2 separate regions of the Homo sapiens genome follow, and region 2 is linked to region 1. A link is a contact called in ENCODE Hi-C or POLR2A ChIA-PET data. All regions are on one chromosome and are shown on one strand. Each heading gives the region's core, a stretch centred on a gene start or an enhancer-like site at or near the end of the contact. The rest is flanking DNA. Distances are from core to core; before and after follow the strand shown.

Region 1 (6,744 bases), core at 16-2,515:
CCTGTAATCCCAGCTACTTGGGAGACTGAGGCAGGAGAATCACTTGAACCCAGGAGATGGAGGTTGCAGCAACCCAAGATCACACCATTGCATTCCGTCTCCAGCCTGGGTAACAAGAGTGAGACTCCAACTCAAAGAAAACAAAAAAAAAGACTGGACCCAAAGTAAACCCATCCCCACCCCTGCCCACCGTGGACAGTAAGGAAAGTTGCTGAGCTGAGCAGTAGGGGGAACTGTCCCAAAAGTTGTAACTGCAAAGCATTCCTAGTGTAGATTTGCATACCAAATTTATATTAGTTGGGTAATTCTACAGCCCTCAGGATATGGATTAAGTTTAAAGCAGAAAGTGGTGAATGATGCTGCGTGCCTTTGTGTGTGTGTGTTTTTGTGTGTGTGAGATGAAATCTTGCTCTGTAGCCCAGGCTGGAGTGCAGTGACGAGATCTCAGCTCACTGCAACCTCCACCCCCAGAGTTCAAGCAATTCTCCTGCTTCAGCCTCCCAAATAGCCAGAACTACAGGTGTGCACCACCACACCTGGCTAATTTTTGTATTGTATTTTTAGTAGAGACAGGGTTTCACCGTGTTGGCCAGGCTGGTCTCGAACTCCTGACCTCAGGTGATCCACCTGCCTCGGCCTCCCAAAGTGCTGGGATTACAGATGTGAGCCACTGCGCCCAGCCAGATGCTGCATGACTTCTGGCAATAGGTCAGAAAAGGCCAGGAAGCTTCTAGCTCGTTCTATTGGAAAGCTTGCTCTCAAGAGGCTCCATCTCAGACCAGCAGCCTTTCTGTGAGAAGCCCAAACCACATGTGGGTGCTCCAATTACAGACCAAGCTGAGCCTATTGTCTGAGACATTCTGGTCCAGGCACTGGATACATAATGGAGAAGCCTCCAGATGACTTCATCCCCCAGCCAAATGACTCATTCTTTGTGTTCGAGTCTTCTCCTCTGAGGACTCAAACACTGTGGAGCAGTGACAAACCCTCCCTGTTGCACTCTATTCATATAAGTTAAATAGAATGGGTATTGCTTTATACTACTAACTTTGAGGTGGTTTGTGATGCACCAATCATAATGTTACTACCTGGAAATGGGACGTTGCTGTAAGAAAAGCCTAAAACATGTGGCATTAGCTTTGGGACTAGGTGGCAGGTGGAAGCTGGAAGAACCATGTTGTAAAGAAGCCCTCAGGCCACATGGAGAAGCTGTAAGTAGGTGCTCTGGTAACAGTTCCAGCTGAGGTCAGCCTGTGTGCAGATGAGTCATGAAACTTTCAGACTATCACAACTCCCAGCCAGTCAAGTCACCTCCAGCGTTTGAGTCTTTCCAGCTGAGGCCCCAGACACGACACCATGGAGCGGAGGCAAGATATCTCCTCTGTGCCCTGCGCAAATTCCTAACCCACATGGTTTGAGTATAAAAAGAGAGTTATTTTTTTACACCACTAAATTTGAAGTCATTTCATATACAGCAATAGAAACCAGAATAGGAATCATGACACATTGAAATAACCAAAAAAAGGTGATATGGCAGATAAAAGTATGCTACTACTGTATACTTGAGGTAACAACCATCTCTGTGGTATTCTACCATCAAATCAAATTTAAGATAAAGAAGGAAAAAAACAAGATCATCTGAGACAGGTGGGGTTGGGAAAATTATGAAGATATGGCTTACACCTCTGTATAATCCCTAAACCAAGCAGAGTACATAACTGGCTTTCTGTCTTTTGTATGCACTGTAGAGGTCAATACAGAGGTCTCTGGTCCTTCCCAGGTTTGCTTTATGTCAGGCTTCCTTACACAGCACACCCAATCAGGACAACTCTCGCTTCACCTTGAATAACAATCCAGGAGACATTGAGACTGGCCCTCCACATATCCTGTTATGCTTCATTTTATTTTATTTTATTTTATCTATTTATTTTTTGAGACAAGGTCTTGCTCTGTCGCCCAAGCTGGAGTGAAGTGGTGCAATCTAGGCTCACTGCAACCCCCACCTCCCAGGTTCAAGCAATTCTCATGCTTCAGCCCCCAAAGTAACTGGGATTACAGGCACACAGCACCACGCCTGGCTAATTTTTGTATTTTTATAGAGATGGGGTTTCACCATGTTGCCCAGGCTGCTCTTGAACGCCTGGACTCAACTGATCTGCCTGTCTTGGGCTCCCAAAGCACTGGGATTACAGGCGCAAACCACAGCACCTGCCCCGTTATGCTTCTTGTCAAAGCCAGGCAACTGTTGCAAACCCTGGGACCTGCTGTTTCATCCCACCTACAGCAAAACCATCTGTCTTCTAGTGGCCCGAATGGTTTGATCATTGGAAATGAAGAAGTAGGAAATTTTATATAGTTTTCTTTTGGCCAAAATGTGATTCCCCTATCTCCTGAGCCTTCTCTCACATGGGCATCAATTTCAAGGACACACTGCCATGGCCCCCTCTACCCTATGTTATTGCATAACTATTAATTTGAAATCAGGAGGCATTAGATCTTTAGGTCATTTGCACATGGTTCTCACTTTGGAATGCACTCCGGGTGCAGGGCAAATGCCTGCTGACCCTGTGTTTATTTTTTCAGCTGGTGATTGAAGTTCTGGTCCAGTTATAATAGATGGGAATGCCAATGTCTTGTCCATTTTCAGCTTTAGGGAAAATCTTGCATTGCACAGGGGTCATATTTCTACTCTCAGCATGTACAATAAAAGTAATTTTCATGTCTGTGTTTCCAAAGTAAATATCATTGTGTTTACCGCCCCCCCACCTCCACCCCATAGAACTATTTAAAAATGAAAAGACATGAATATGGAAAAATAATAGTCCAAGCTTTTTGGGGAATGTTATTTATATAACAGCCATTTTGTAATTGTAAAGTCTTTTTAAAAAATGTTCTATTTTATAATCTGTCACCACTGTTCTGCCTGTAGTATCTAACACTTCCCTTACTGTACTTTTTCTATGTATTTTTTCAATCATTTAATAAATATTGAGTGCCTATTGTCAGCCAAATACTGGGGATACAAGAGTGATTGAGATATGCTTGAGCCTGTGAGGTCGAGGCTGCAGTGTGTCATAATCACGCCACTGTACTCCAGCCTGGGCAACAAAGCAAGACCCTCTCTCAAATTAAAAAAAAAAAAATAGTGATCAAGATAGATAAAAGGAGGTTCTTGCTTTCCTGTCACCTATATTAAATTTTAGGGACACAGATAATAAACAAGTAAATAAATAGATACGGAAATGTCACACTGAGAGACATGCTTTGAGAAAAATAAGCAGAAGTAATGAGCAACTAAGTGATGTCACGGTAGGCTGGGTGTTTGATTTGTGCCTAGACCTGAATTAATTTTTAGAGACAGGGTCTCAGTATGTTGTCCAGGCTAGAGTGCAGTCACTATTCACAGGAGCAATCATAGCACACTACAGCCTTGAACTCCTGGGCTCATGCAATCCTCTTGCCTCAACCTCCCAAGTAGCTGGGATTACAAGATGCATGCCACCATGCCCGACCCAGATCTTTATTTAGTGTGTGTGTGTGTGTGTGTGTGTGTGTGTGTGTGTGCGCGTGTGTGTGTATGGGGTCTTGCTGTGTTGCCCAGGCTGGTCTTGAATTCAGGCATCAAGTGATCCTCCCTTCAGCTTCCCAAAGTGCTGAGACTACAAGTGTGAGGCACTGCACTTGGCCCTCATGTCTTAATTTATAAAGGTGACTGGTGACAACATGGGGGACAGGCTAATGCCACTGAAAGAAGAATTTATTACTAACAGTTCCTGAGAGAAGGGGACATGCCACCATGCAGAGCCACATGGGGAAGCACTAGGTTTTGTCGGGAGAGAGAAACAGAAAGGAGGGGAGAGACTTTATCATGTTTTCCAAGGCAAGGCAAGGCAGGGAAGACTAAACAGCTTAGCATTGTTTAGTTTGAATAATGTCAATGAGCTCTGAGCTACAGGGGTGGTCTCTAGTTGTCTAGAACCTGGCCCTGGGCTGGTTTAGGGAGTGGAAAATATTTGCCTGGTGTCCGAGAGTTAGAGAAAGAAGGTGGTTGGGGATTTGGATTGGTTGAAGTGTTTGTTTGTTTGTTAGAGAGAGGGTCTTGCTGTGTTGTCCAGGCTGGTCTTGAACCCTTGGTTTTAAATGATCTCAAGTTAATCCTCCTGCCTCAGCCTCCCAAAGTGTTAGTATCACAGGTGTGAGCCCCCACACCTGGCCTGGGTGGAGGGTTTGTTATGTAATTTGTGTGTGTGTGTGTCTGTGTGTGTCTGTGAAAGCGGATTACAGAGAAGATGTAAACCACTTTGTTTGGCCCTGTGATTAATGGATGCCAAATAGATAAAAACACAATCTAAGAAAACACAGAACAGTATTATGGGAAGGCCTTTCTGAGGAGCAACATTTAAGCAGAGACCTAGAAGCTATAAAGGAGCCAGCCATGCAAATAGCCTGGAGTAGGAGATACAAGTAGAGGGAACAGCAATTGCAGAAGCCCTAGGACAGAATGGAGCTGGAGAGGTGGCAAAGGACAGATCACACAGGCCTTATGGGCTTCCCAGCTATGAAGATTTTTGCCAAGGGAGTGATATAATCAGGTTTGTATTTTTCTTCTTCTTCCTTTTTTTTTTTTTTTTGAGACAGGGTCTTTCTTTGTCACCCAGGTTGGAGTGCACAGCCCAATCTTGGCTCACTGCAACCTCCGCCTCCTAGGCTCAGGTGATCCTCCCACCTCAGCCTCCCAAGTAGCTGGGACTACAGCTGTGAGCCACAACACCTGGCTAATTTTTGTATTTTTTGTAGAGACAAGGTTTCACTATATTGCCCAGGCTGGTCTCAAACTGCTGAACTCAAGCAGCCCACCCGCTTCGGCCCCCCAAAATGCTGCGATTACAGGCATGAGCCACTATGCCTAGCCCAGATTTATATTTTTATTTATTTCTCTTTTTTACCTGAGACTTAATCAGGTTTATATTTTTAAAGTATCATAGCTTACTTTGGCCAAGAGAGTAGATGGATGTAGGGTTGGAGGATAAGACTGGAAGCTGGAGAGCAGTTAGAAGACTGTGACAGTTCATGAAAAGTAGTTGCTTCTCTTGTGCCATCAGCAAGATGTAGGTTTTGAGTGTTTTTTTTTTTTTCAGGCAATGGTCACAGACTTGCATTAATTCCCATCCATTGTAACATAGTTGTCTAAAAGGTACTGAACAGTTTTTTTTTTTGAACAAATGTTATATCCTTCCGTTGACATCTTTGATTCTGTGTTACACCAGCTGAATGAATCACTGCCTTCAAACTTTGAAAATGCAATAAATGCATCAATTCAATGCAATAAATATTTTTGAGCACCTGACATGTGTAAGGCCCTGTGTTAAGTTTTGGATATTCGGGCCGGGCACGGTGGCTCACGCCTGTAATCCCAGCACTTTGGGAGGCCAAGCGGGTGGCTCACCTGAGGTCAGGAGCTCGAGACCAGCCTGGTCAACATGGCGAAACCTTGTCTCTACTAAAAATACAAAAATTAGCTGGGCATGGTGGCGTATGCCTGTAGTCCCAGCTACTCAGGAGGCTGAGGCGGAATTGCCTGAACACGGGAAACAGAGGTTGCAGTGAGCAGAGATTGCACCACTGCCTTCCAGCCTGGGCAACAGAGTGAGACTCCATCTCAAAAAAAAAAAAAAAAAAGATTTGGATATTCAAAAATAAGTCATACTTGGTTCCAGCTATCTAGGAAATCACAGTCTGAGTAACAAGCAAGCAGCCTGCCAGGGGTGAGATCAGTTCCAAGATGGTCCTTTGCTTTCCTTGTGGAAGTGGAATAACCCTGCAGAGCCCTGGAAGTAGAATGGTTCCATAGACCCTATATGGGTTGCAGAGAGAAGAAAAATCAGAAAGATTCAATGTCAGACATGAAAAGAGAATTTTTATCTTCAGCTTCATTTAAGCCATGCAGCCCTGCCCCAGGAGTTAGGGCCCTGGTAACTGATTTGCTAGTGGGATGTTGTTTTTACTTCCTGATAGCTGGAATGGGAGAAGCCAGTTAAAAAAAAGAAAAGAAAAGAAAAGAAAAGAAAAGAAAGAGGTCCTCTAGCTTCGAGGAGGGTTTAGAGTCAGCTCATTCATTAAAAACTGGTTTCTGGGGCTGGGCGCCGTGGCTCACGCCTGTGATCCCAACACTTTGGGAGGCCGACGCGGGCAGATCACGAGGTCAGGAGATCGAAACCATCCTGGCTAACACGGTGAAACCCCGCCTCTACTAAAAATACAAAAAATTAGCCGGGCGAGGTGGCGGGCGCCTGTAGTCCCGGCTACTCGGGAGGCTGAGGCAGGAGAATGGCGGGAACCCGGGAGGCGGAGCTTGCAGTGAGCCGAGATCGCGCCACTGCACTCCAGCTTGGGCGACAGAGCGAGACTCCGTATCCGAAAAAAAAAAAAATTGGCTTCTATACCAGATGCAGTGGTTCACACCTGTAATCCCAGCACTTTGGGAGGCCAAGCTGAAAGAATTGCTTGAGGCCAGGAGATAGAGACCAGCCTAGGCAACAGAGCGGGACCCGATCCCTACCAAAAAACAAAATATTTCCCACAATGGAATACCACTACCCTTCCCTTGTCAAATAAAAACAACTTCCACAAATCATGACATTTAAAATTACTTTAAATGGCTGGGCACAATGGCTTATGCCTGTAATCCCAGCACTTTGGGAGGTTGAAGTGGGAGGATCACTTGAGCCCAGGAGTTCAAGACCA
Region 2 (7,059 bases), core at 3,014-5,513, 140 kb before region 1:
TGACCTCCCGGGCTCAAGTGATACTCCCACCTCAGGCTCCCAAAGTGCTGGGACTGTGGGCATGAACCACCGGGTCCAGCCTACAGAATCATTTTTAATGGCTGTATGGATATCATAATTTGTTCAACCAGTCCCTAAGTTGTTGGACTTTTCAGGTATTGACAGCTTTTCAGGTCTACAATCCTAGATGAATATTCTTATATGTAAATCTGTACATGTCCCTGATTATTTTTTTACAATAAAGTCATAGAAATAAAATTACTGGATCAAGGAAAATGCACGTTTGTAAGACTCTAAATGATATTACCAGACCCTCCCCTAGAAACCTATTTACTACTTTTCCATTAACAGTATGAGAAGGAATATGCTCTCTGCATCTCCTTGCTAATCTTAGATATTGTCAGTCTTCGTGATCTTTATCATCTCTTTAAAAAAGACTCGTTTTAATTTGCATTTTGTTGCCTAAGTGTAAAACTGAACATCTTTCATATAATTATTGGCTCTATTTTTGTGAATTACTAGTTCATGACTTCTGCCTATTTTTAAAATGAAATATTCACATTTTAGAAATTACAAGTGCTTTTTGTATGTTAGAAATATTTTTAAAATGAAATATTCACATTTTAGAAATTACAAGTGCTTTTTGTATATTAGAAATATTAACCTATGATTGAGATATTTACAGATATTTTTCCTGTTTTTCAAATTCATCTTTTAATATCACCTATGGTTTTTCGTTTTTTTTTTTTACTGAAGGAAGTTTTTAATTTTTATGTAGATATGTCTAATGAGTCATTTCCTTTGTTTCTAGCTTTGATGTCATGGTTACCTGTATTTTCTTCTAGCATTTTTAGAGTTTTAAAAAAATAATTTGTCGGGTGCAGTGGCTCACGCCTGTAATCCCAGCACAAATGCTATGCATTTACATTGCATTAGGTATTATAAGTAATCTAGAGTGATTTAAAGTATACAGGAGGACGGATGTGGGTAGGTTATATGCAAATACTACATTTTATGTAATGGACTTGTTATCCGCGGGGGTTCCTGGAAACAGTCGCACACAGATATCACGGGATGACTGTACTAAATGTCCGTATGTACTTTTTCTGCCTCATTGATTTATCTGTTGCTGGGCAGTAATACTGTTTTAACATACCTTTAGATGATTTAAAAATTTCTGATGGGATAAATCTCTGCTTACTAGTCTTTAAGAATTGTCCTTAAAAATATATTTAATACACATAAAATAGAATTTTGTAATATATGTAAGTTTAAAAGCGTAATAATATGAAGCCAACCTCAACCTAACCTAGAACATTACCAATAGTGTATAAATCTGTGCTCTTCCCAGGATGGCAGAGGCTATCCCTGCCATCCTCTCCAGAGATATATTATTTCTTCCATGGTAACTTTAAACTTTGTCAAATTAAAAAACAATTGTGGCCGGGTGTGGTGGCTCATGCCTGTAATCCCAGCACTTTGGGAGGCTGAGGCGGGCGGATTACCTGAGGTCGGGAGTTCGAGACCAGCCTGACCAGCATGGAGAAACGCCCCCCCATCTCTACTAAAAATACAAAATTAGTCTGCTGTGGTGGCGCATGCCCGTAATCCCAACTACTCGGGAGGCTGAGGCAAGAGAATCACTTGAACCCGGGAGATGGAGGTTGCGGTGAGCCGAGATCACACCATTGCACTCCAGCCTGGGCAACAAGAGCGAAACTCTGTCTTAAAAAAAAAAAAAAATTGTAATTTTGATTGCGATTGCAGTACTTTTATTGACTAATTTAGGGGAAACAGACATCTTTATAAAAGTAATACATACTTATGTAGTTTCTACAAAGTGTTATTTGTGTTATTTAATCCACACAACTATTATCACCCTCATGTTACAGATGGGGTAACCGAGGCATAAAGAAATTGAATAATTTGGCCAGGCGCGGTGGCTCACGCCTGTAATCCCAGCACTTTGGGAGGCTGAGGCGGGCAGATCACGAGGTCAGGAGATCAAAACCTCCTGGCTAACACGGTGCAACCCCATCTCTACTAAAAATACAAAATATTAGCCGGGCATGGTGGCACGGACCTGTAGTCCCAGCTACTCGGGAGGCTGAGGCAGGAGAATTGCTTGAACCTGGGAGGTGGAGGTTGCAGTGAGCCGAGATCACGCCACTGCACTCCCACCTGGGTGACAGAGCGAGACTCCATCTCAAAAAAGAAAAAGAAATTGAATAATTTGTCCAAAGTGAAGCTGCTAATAAGTGGCAAGGTCAAAAGTCAAAGCCAGGCAATTTGACCCCAGAGCCTGTCCTCTTGTCCTGTTGCCTTTCCACAATATGGACGTGCTCATCTATTTATAATGCACATGCCAGGCAGTTTGCTCCAGCACTTCCCCACATCCCAGTTGGCATCCTTATCCTTTATTAACCCGCTTCTCCCTTGCCATAGCTGATTGGAATAGAGGCGGGTAGAAAACTGATTCAAGCTGGTCCAATCAGATTCTCTTTCCTGGAAATGTGCAGTTACATGGTTTTAACTTGTCTCTTGACCTAGAAAGTAAGGGAAAAGGAGGGAGAGATGTTTGATCTACATGTATGCAGTACAGAGAAAGCAAGGCTGCAGAAAGAAGCAGATTCACAGAGAAGCAGTTATGAAGTCCTGTGGCCCCAGAGGGGTATGATGGATTACCTGCCCATGGTTCTGGGGCTTTCCAGGTCCTAGCTTGCCACTACTAAGGCTCTACTGCCCTGTCCACTCTTAGGGATCTCCACAAGGTACCCCCTCTCCTCCTTCAAATAGACCCCTTTTTGGCCAGACGTGGTGGTTCATGCCTATAATCCCAGCACTTCGAGAGGCAGAGGCAGGGGGATCACCTCAGGTCAGGAGTTCGAGACCAGCCTGACCAACATGGCGAAACCCTGTCTCTACTAAAAATACAAAAATTAGCCGGGCATGGTGGCACGCGCCTGTAATCCCAGCTACTCGAGAGGCTGAGGCGGAAGAGTCGCTTGAACCTGGGAGGCGGAGGTTGCAGTCAGCCGAGATCGCACCACTGTACTCCTGCCTGGGTGACAGAGCACGACTCCATCTCAAAAAATAAATAAAATAAAATAAAATAAAATAAAATAAAATAAAATAAAATAAAATAAAATAAAATAAACCCCTTTCAATTTAAGCTCACCTGACTGACTTTTCTTTGTTTTGAAACTAAATATGCCACCTGAAAACATGTGGTCCTCCATTTACCCAAGTTTTCTTTTAAAGTTTCCCAGTAGCATTTTCTTCACATAGATCCATACATTTCTTGTTCAGTTCATTCCTAAATATATTTTAGGTGGATTTTTTTTTTTTGCTCTTTGCAATAATTTCAGTTTGTCATTCCCCCTTCACATCTTAATCTGCAAAAATTTGGCTTTCATCTGTTGAGACTACCAAATGTCAATGGCTTTTAAATGTGACATTAATCTTCCAAATGCATTCCAAAATAATGTTATCCACTAGATATATTTTATAGTTCTATGCTTTGAAATTGTTCTGGCGATGATTCATATGAGGATGACGATGATTCATCTGATGTAAGTGAGCCACAAGGATCCCAAAGAAGTATAGAATTTCCTATAACCTGATTTAAAAAGAAAGTCTAACATATGAATAGGAACATTGAATTTCCAACACATTCAACTGATATTAAAATAGATAAAATGAAGAAAACTACTTTCAAGACTGATTTTCACATACAAAACAATAAGATAACAGAGGGTATAATTTGGATAAATATTTAGAGTAGACTAGATAACAGAGATTAAGAGAAATTCATATCTCATTCTTAGCATAGGGACATAATCCTGTATCCAAATTCTTTCTTGCCAGATGTGTTTCAGAACTGAGAGTTATCAGGATTTTAGACAGGAATATAATGCATATCCCATATATTCTGTAACAGCCCAGCAGGATCTGGAGCAGAATCTTGTAATCAAACCAAAATATGCATGCAAAAAATGCATTAGTATTAACCATAAGTAGGATAAACAAAGGCTAGAAACAGATACACATCTGTTCAGGTCAGATTTTGCTGCTAAATGAGTTTGCCACGAACTTATGAAAAACTTCAGGTTTCTACAGTTTTTTTCTTTGTTTTGAAATTTTAGACTATGATTTGTAGACCTCTACAAGCAAATATGTTCAGATTTCAACATCTGGCCAGATGTGAGTCAAAGAGTTGTTTTCAAGGCTTGGCTGTGTTAGATAGTCTTGTGGTTTGGGGTGTTTAGTCTGAAGGCAAAGAGTGCCCTTTTTTTTTTTGATACAGAATATTGCTCCATTGCACAGGCTGGAGTGCAATGGTGCAATCTCAGCTCACTGCAACCTCTGCCTCCCTAGTTTAAGTGATTCGCCTGCCTCAGCCTCCCAAGTAGCTGGGATTACAAGCGCCCGCCACCACGCCTGACAAATTTTTGTATTTTTAGTAGAGATGGGGATTCACAAAGTTGGCCAGGCTGGTCTCGAACTCCTGACCTCAGGTGATCCACCTGCCTTGGCCTTCCAAAGTGCTGGGATTACAGGTGTGAGCCATCACGCCCAGCAAGAGTGCACTTTTAGAAGAACAAAATACAGACTTTGAAGCAATTATTAAAAAAAAAAAAGGTCAAGTTTTCTGTTTGTTTGTTTGTTTGTTTGTTTTTAATCAACTTGAATTCTTGACCTTTGTTGTCCATCATTATTTCAGTGTGGTGTTTTGGTTGAAATGAACTGCAATAAACACAAAAACTTCCGAGTAAATCTTAACTAAAAAAACCTTAATGTATTTTTCCTTAAACCTATCAATCAAGAGATCCTTGCCTTGATGTTTTCATTTCTTATTTCTAGTACATAGGAGCATTTCCTTCTAAATATCCTATGGCTGTACAGATATTGCTTCAGTTGAATCTATTAAAGTGTCAAAATTAAGGAATTTATTCAGTCATCATATAAATTGAGTGCCTATTCTGTGCCAGACTCTGTGCTAGGTGTTGAGGATACAGTCTGGTGAGCAAGAAACATTTAAATAAGATTTTACAGTAGAGTATGATAGGTGATGAGGTAAGTACAGTGTGTCATGGAACACCATGTATTGAGATGAGGGAAGGACTAAAGGTTAAGTAATAAATCAGGCAGGTGAAGATGAGGAGGGAAATTTTAAAATGTTCTAAGACAGTTATTTTCAAAGTGTGGTCCATGAATCAGCAGCATCAGCATCATCAGGGAACTAGTCAGAAATTCAGATTCTTGACCCATACCCCAGACCTACTGAATCAATAACTCTGGAGATGGACCCCAGGAATCTGTGTTGTTGTGGTTTTGTTTTTTGTTTTTTGTTTTGTTTTTTGTTTTTTTGAGACGGATCTCCCTCTGTTGCCCAGGCAGGAGTGCAGCAGTGTGATCTCTGCTCACTGCAACCTCTGCCTCCTGGGTTCGGGAGATTCTCCTGCCTCAACCTCTCGAGTAGCTGGGATTACAGGCACGTGCCACCATGCCCTGCTAAGTTTTGTATTTTTAGTAGAGATGGGGTTTCACCATGTTGGCCAGGCTGGTCTTGAATTCCTGACCTCAAGTGATCCGTCCACCTCCGCCTCCCAAAGTGCTGGGATTACAAAAGTGAGCCACTGTGCCTGTGCTATATAACATTCTTGAAGTAACAAAACGATAGAAATAGAGAACGGATTAGTGGTTGTCAGGGGTTAAGGAGGGGGTGGGGGTTGAAGGGAAGTGGGTGTGGCTATAAAAGGGCAGCATGAAGGATTCTGGGGTAGTGGAACTGTGGAAATACTCTGTATCTTGACTGTAGCAATGTCAATTTCTTTTTTTTTTTTTTTTTTTTTTTTTTTTGAGACGGAGTCTCGCTCTGTCGCCCAAGGCTGGAGTGCAGTGGCGCGATCTTGGTTCACTGCAAGCCCCGCCTCCCGGGTTCACGCCATTCTGCCTCAGCCTCCCGAGTAGCTGAGACTACAGGCGCACGCCACCACGCCCAGCTAATTTCTTTTTGTATTTTTAGTAGAGACTGGGTTTCACCGTGTTAGCCAGCATGGTCTCGATCTCCTGACCTCGTGATCTGCCCGCCTCGGCCTCCCAAAGTGCTGGGATTACAGGTGTGAGCAACCGCGCCCGGCCAGCAATGTCAATTTCTTAGTCGTGATAGTTTACTACAGTTTTGTAAAATGTGACCATTGTGGGAAACTGAGTAAAGGGCACACAGAATCTTTGTATAATTTCTTACAACTACGTATGACTCTATAATTATTTAAAAATGAAATATTATAAAATAATGCTATGAAGAATAATAAATCAAGGTATTCGAAGATGTCCTGAGGCAGCTAATTAAAAAAAAAATCAGGGTAAGGGGACAGAGAGAGATGAGAAAATTTATTTTATACGGGGGTAGTTAGGAAAGGCCTAGCTATTAAGGAAGTTAGGGTATTACCTATGAATGTCTGGAGAATATTAGAAGTACAAAGATTCTGAGACGGGGTGTGCTTGGCATAACTGAGGAATGGCAAGGATACCATTGTGGACAGACTAGGGTGAACAATGGAAAGCTATAGGAAATGAGATAAGAGTGGGTGGAGATCGTGGTGGTATAGACACATCGTAGAAGAGCTTATTTCATCCTGAGTAGAATGGGAAACCACAGGAGAGTTTTAAACAGAAAACGAACATGATCTAACTTGAATATTAAAAGTATCACTTCACTGGGTAAAAAATCGAGTGAGGGGGCCATGGATAGAAGTGGAGCATCAATTGTGAGGCTATCGCAATGATTCAGGCAAGCAATGATGGTGATTTGGACTAAACTGGCAGAGCAGGAGGTAGTGAGAAGCAGTCCGACTATGAATAGGTTTTGCAGGAATGGAACACTGGGTGTTCTAATGGAGTGCATGTGGGACGTGAGAGGAGGAGTAAGAGTCAAGAATGATTCCCAGATTTGGGCCTGAGCAAGTGGAAGAATGGAGTTACTATTATGAAATGGTGAGCTGAATGAAGAGCAATATGAAGCTCTTCAGATCAGTTTTGTTTTTGGCTTGTTTA

The links. Hi-C counts contacts between places; a loop is a spot of excess contacts on that map. ChIA-PET counts read pairs that join two places held with the same protein, here RNA polymerase II (POLR2A).
Region 2: a map of PC-9 shows a loop between it and region 1 (3-fold over the local background). The contact joins two enhancer-like sites. A Hi-C loop is called at or near these places in 1 of 168 maps with a recorded cell type or tissue (PC-9). POLR2A ChIA-PET finds 5 or more read pairs at or near these places in 2 of 52 experiments (OCI-LY7 and activated CD4-positive, alpha-beta T cell).

What each region holds. Positions count from the first base shown.
Region 1 is chr2:61,615,197-61,621,940 of GRCh38, reverse strand. No RefSeq gene overlaps it. Among named protein-coding and RNA genes, the nearest start is that of XPO1, 80 kb to the right of the region's middle. Within about 2 kb of position 1,265, at least 2 of the 41 ENCODE cell types and tissues checked have a DNase peak (open chromatin) inside an H3K27ac peak, as active enhancers do; they include PC-9, where a contact is called at or near this core.
Region 2 is chr2:61,756,380-61,763,438 of GRCh38, reverse strand. The region is part of intron 1 of LOC107985767 (a long non-coding RNA gene); the gene reads left to right. Among named protein-coding and RNA genes, the nearest start is that of FAM161A, 94 kb to the left of the region's middle. Within about 2 kb of position 4,263, at least 5 of the 41 ENCODE cell types and tissues checked have a DNase peak (open chromatin) inside an H3K27ac peak, as active enhancers do; they include PC-9, where a contact is called at or near this core.